Linked DNA regions of Homo sapiens: region 2 is linked to region 1. Evidence: chromatin loops called from intact Hi-C (ENCODE). Cell type or tissue: B cell. All regions are shown on one strand.

Region 1 (2,500 bases):
TGCCAGGCCGAGGCGGGTGGATCACCTGAGGTCGTGAGTTTGAGACCAGCCTGACCAACATGGAGAAACCCTGTCTCTACTAAAAATACAAAATTAGCCGGGCATGGTGGCGCATGCCTGTAATCCCAGCTACCCAGGAGGCTGAGGCAGGAGAATCGCTTGAACCCGGGAGGCGGAGGTTGCTGTGAGCCGAGATGGCACCATTGCACTCCAGCCTGGGCAACAAGAGCGAAACTCCGTCCCCCGAACAAAAAATTCAAATGGGAAAGAGAGGCAGATGGCAGAGAACAGGGGAGGGGCTGGGCACCGTGGCTCATGCCTGTAATCCCAGCACTTTGGGAGGCCAAGGCGGGTGGATTTCTTGAGGTCAGGAGTTCAAGACCAGTCTGACCAACATGGTGAATCCCCATCTCTATTAAAAATACAAAAATTAGCCGGGGGTGGTGGTGGGTGCCTGTAGTCCCAGCTACTCGGGAGGCTGAGGCAGGAGAATCACCTGAACTCAGGAGGTGGAGGTTGCAGTGAGTCAAGATCGCACCACTGTACTGTTGCCTGGGCAACGCACCGAGACTCCGTCTCAAAAAAAAAAAAAAAATGAGAGAACAGGGGAGGGTCTAGGGCTCAGAGCTTTGGAGAACAGACCTCAGTAGCACCAACACTCCAGGATCAATGCTACAAAGACACGGGTTACAACTAAACTGGAGAACATGGCCAAGGATGGGAACTCAGCCTGAGCAGGGCTGAGCCGAGCAGGGCTAAGCCAAGTAGGGCTGAGCCAGAACACTTCCTCCTTTTTTCTGAACAATCTACCTACATTTCAGCTACAGGGCTGGCTTTACCCAGTCCGGCGGGAGGGAGGAGAGGGCTGGTCTGTGACTTCAGTGCTGAGGTTTGATCAAGGCAAAGGGAAACTTCCTATTCCCAGACCCTTTGCAAGAAAGAATGGCATATTACTTGCCACCGACAGGGGTTATTATTACTAAATGGAGTCAGTATAAATGCTTTCCAATAAAGCATGTCCAGCGCTCGGGCTTTAGTTTGCACGTCCATGAATTGTCTGCCACATCCCTCTTCTGAATGGTTGGAAATTGGGCATCTGTTCCTTTAAACAGGAAACATTTCTTGTTCGAGTGAGTCATCTCTGTTCTGCTTTAGGAGTAAAGTTTACCCTGCAGTTCCTTCTGTGGTGAAGTTTTCTCTTTCTCTCGGAGACCAGATTCTGCCTTTCTGCTGGAGGGAAGTGTTTTCACAGGTTCTCCTCCTTTTATCTTTTGTGTTTTTTTTCAAGCCCTGCTGAATTTGCTAGTCAACTCAACAGGAAGTGAGGCCATGGAGGGAGGCAGAAGAGCCAGGGTGGTTATTGAAAGTAAAAGAAACTTCTTCCTGGGAGCCTTTCCCACCCCCTTCCCTGCTGAGCACGTGGAGTTAGGCAGGTTAGGGGACTCGGAGACTGCGATGGTGCCAGGAAAGGGTGGAGCGGGTGAGTGCCTGTTGCCAAGGTGGCCTCTTCAACAGGAAACCACAATATTTTTGTTTCTTGACTTGCTCTAGAAACAGGGCTGTGGGGGTGGGGAAGCAACTTGGATCTGCCCTTCTGAGGACACCTCTGGGTGCTGCCTGGCCCAGGTCTCCTGTGTGGTTTCTCTCTGAGCCGTTGCCTCTGACTTTGCTACTTTTTCACTCTGAGCAGTCTCCAGTTCCTCTGCTACCTTTTTGTCCTCCAAGCTTCCCTGCCGCCTCGAATGCAGATACACGGTCTCCCTCCTGTGGACCCGTTTGGAGAGTCCAGAAGACTTTATCAATCCACTTTTTTTTCTTTTTCATTTGGCCCTGGGGCCGACGGTTAAGTACTTTATTCTGTCATTCTGTCGAATCACGATGCCCTGAGGTGCACAGCCCCTTCCCCCTCTTCCGTGTCTGAAGGGTTTCCTTTTATCTCTCCACCCCCACCCTTGCCCTCCTGCCCTCTCTCTTGTTCCCCAAAGACAGTTCTCTAATGTTTTGATGTGGATTCGTGAATTTATCTGTATCTTTGCAAAATGTATTTTTCTTTTGTATGTGTACACTGTTTTTTAACTATGCGATCTCAGGCAAGTAATTCCTCTGTGCCTCTGTTATCTCATCATTAAATGATTAATAATGCCTCCAGAGGTGACTGTGAGGCTTGAAGGAGATAATACGCATACATCACTTACTACACGAGTTAGCAATTATTATTGCATATTAATACTATTGGTATTTTATTTTGCTCATTCTGTTTCTATTTCTTTTTTATTTATTTATTTTTTGAGACAAAGTCTTGCTCTGTCACCCAGGCTGCAGTGCAGTGGTGCAATCACGGCTCACTGCAGCCTCAACATCCTGGGATCAAGCAATTTTCCCATCTCAGCCTTCAGATTAGCTGGGACCACAGGCGCGTGCTACCACACCTGGCTAATTAAAAAATTTTTCTTCATAGAGATGGTGTCTCATTTTGTTGCCCAGGCTGGTCTCAAACTCC
Region 2 (2,500 bases), 49 kb before region 1:
CCCAGCTACTCGGGAGGCTGAGGCAGAAGACTCGCTTGAACCCAGGAGGTGGAGGTTGCAGTGAGCTGAGATCACGCCATTGCACTCCAGCCTGGGTGACAGAGCGAGATGCTGTCTCAAAAAAAAAAAAAAATTATCTGGGGGTGTTGGTGGGCACCTGAGGCAGGTGGATCCCTTGAATCCGGGAGGCAGAGGTTGCAGTGAGCCGAGATCGCGTCACTCACTCCAGCCTGGGCAACAAGAGTGAGACTCCATCTCAAAACAACAACAACAGCAACAACAAAATAACAACAACAACAAAAACATGGTTTAAACAACTGGCATGGGGAGATACATCCTGCTCTTCCTCACAGTGGATCCATTGGAGTGGTTGGTTAGAAACATTTAAGGCCCTAAGATAAGGATTCCTACTAAGTGGCTCTATCTATTCTTCAAGAGGGCAGCTGTGTACAGGATGAATCGGAACCACAGAGGCCTCTGTGTCATTGTCAACAACCACAGCTTTACCTCCCTGAAGGACAGACAAGGAACCCATAAAGATGCTGGTAAGAAAGTCTGGAACAGTTTATCAAATGCAAATTGGGGATCTTAAAATTATTTTTTATTTTCACATTTTCTTTCTGTGACTTTTATCTTCCATATACGTGTAAGGATGATATCATGTTTCTGAGCCTCTTATATATCCCTGGGGAGTCATCAGTCTGCTAAAGAGTGGCAAGAATCTTTGACTATTCACAATTCTGAATAGAGGAGAGCATGTACTGGGGGAGAGCCTGCTGGATTGGCACGAGACAACTTGGGCGTGAGCTCCAGCTCCACCACTAACTAGGTGTGTGATCATGGGAGAGTCAAGAGACCTTGGCTTCTTCAACTGTGAAACAGGATGAAACACTGGCCACTGCCGATTCTCAGGACTGTTGTGACAACACTGGGTATTACGTGATAGGAGATTCATTGTAAGATTTTATGGTTATGAAAATAAAAATAATCCAAAGCTTTAGGCTATTTGCTGTGCAAATTTTGTAACTATTAGCATTGTTTCAGTTTTTTTTTTCTTTGAGACAGAGTCTTGCTCTGTTGCCCAGGCTGGAGTGCAGTGGTGCAGTCCCAGCTCACTGCAACCTCTGCCTCCCAGGCTCAAGCCATTCTCGTGCCTCAGCCTCCCGAGTAGCAGGGATTACAGGCGTGAGCCACCACACCTGGCTATTTTTTGTATTTTCAGTAGAGATGGGGTTTTGCCATCTGGCCAGACTGTTCTCAAACTCCTGACCTCAAGTGATCCGCCTGCTTCGGCCTTCCAAAGTGCTGAGATTATAGGTGTGAGCCACTGTGCCCGGCCTTGTTTCAGTTCTTCATTTTGTTTTGCATCATTTTATTATTTCCCCTTTCTCTCTCTCTCTCTCTTTTTTTTTTTTTTTTGTTTTTAAACAGAGATCCTGAGTCATGTGTTCCAGTGGCTTGGGTTCACAGTGCATATACACAATAATGTGACGAAAGTGGAAATGGAGATGGTCCTGCAGAAGCAGAAGTGCAATCCAGCCCATGCCGACGGGGACTGCTTCGTGTTCTGTATTCTGACCCATGGGAGATTTGGAGCTGTCTACTCTTCGGATGAGGCCCTCATTCCCATTCGGGAGATCATGTCTCACTTCACAGCCCTGCAGTGCCCTAGACTGGCTGAAAAACCTAAACTCTTTTTCATCCAGGCCTGCCAAGGTGAAGAGATACAGCCTTCCGTATCCATCGAAGCAGATGCTCTGAACCCTGAGCAGGCACCCACTTCCCTGCAGGACAGTATTCCTGCCGAGGCTGACTTCCTACTTGGTCTGGCCACTGTCCCAGGCTATGTATCCTTTCGGCATGTGGAGGAAGGCAGCTGGTATATTCAGTCTCTGTGTAATCATCTGAAGAAATTGGTCCCAAGGTGAGAGCTCTTTTTTTTCTTCCATTTGTAATTAATTAGTTTTATTTATTTTTTATTTTACTCTCATTCAACACCTTTGGTAAGGGTGAGAGTTCTACGTTGTTCTATCCATGTACCTGTTCAACCATCTGCCTACCCTCCTGTTTATCTATTTATCCATCTATCCACCCATTCATCTATCCATCCATCTATCCACCCATTCATCTATCCATCCATCCATCTGTCCATCCATCCATCCATCCAGCAACCTTGTATTGAGTACCAGCCTGGACCTGGAAAGGAAGATACAGAGTTAAAAAAAGACAGAGTCCTTGCCCTCAGGTTGCTTACAAGCTAGAGGGATAGACAAACAAATAGACGGGGAAGGGCATCCCCAGCTGGTAAGTGCACATTGTGAAGTATAGGTGTTATGGGAACATGCAGAATGAGTACCTTGCCCAGATTTGAAGGATCAGAGGAGGCTTCTAGAAATGACAAATAGATGTTAGGTAAAGAATCAGGTGAAAGATGTGCTGGGCAGAGGGAATAGCATGAACAAAAGCATGGGGGCCTTTTATTTGTTCGTTTATTTATCAC

What was found. Peaks named below come from ENCODE experiments on the same cell type or tissue, not always from the same donor. Only the 100,000 strongest peaks of a DNase experiment are listed, where the experiment ranks them.
Region 2: it touches region 1 in a loop (6-fold over the local background); 3 of 110 quality-filtered maps call a loop at or near these places.

Annotation. Positions count from the first base shown.
Region 1 is chr2:201,256,903-201,259,402 of GRCh38, forward strand. It overlaps a transcript of CASP8 not described here. Among named protein-coding and RNA genes, the nearest start is that of CASP8, 2.4 kb to the right of the region's middle. RefSeq lists enhancers at 679-728, 1,209-1,338, 1,298-1,442, 1,439-1,498, 1,519-1,938 and a cis regulatory region at 1,370. In B cell, a CTCF peak has its summit at 948; DNase peaks (open chromatin) are centred at 839 and 1,489; H3K4me3 peaks cover 2,289 bases; H3K27ac peaks cover 2,500 bases.
Region 2 is chr2:201,207,639-201,210,138 of GRCh38, forward strand. CASP10 (caspase 10) reads left to right here. Exons shown (of 10, transcript NM_032977.4): 8 at 437-545; 9 at 1,432-1,924. Among named protein-coding and RNA genes, the nearest start is that of CASP10, 26 kb to the left of the region's middle. RefSeq lists an enhancer at 1,347-1,396. In B cell, no CTCF peak of the experiment used is centred here; a DNase peak (open chromatin) is centred at 1,433; H3K4me3 peaks cover 440 bases; H3K27ac peaks cover 1,553 bases.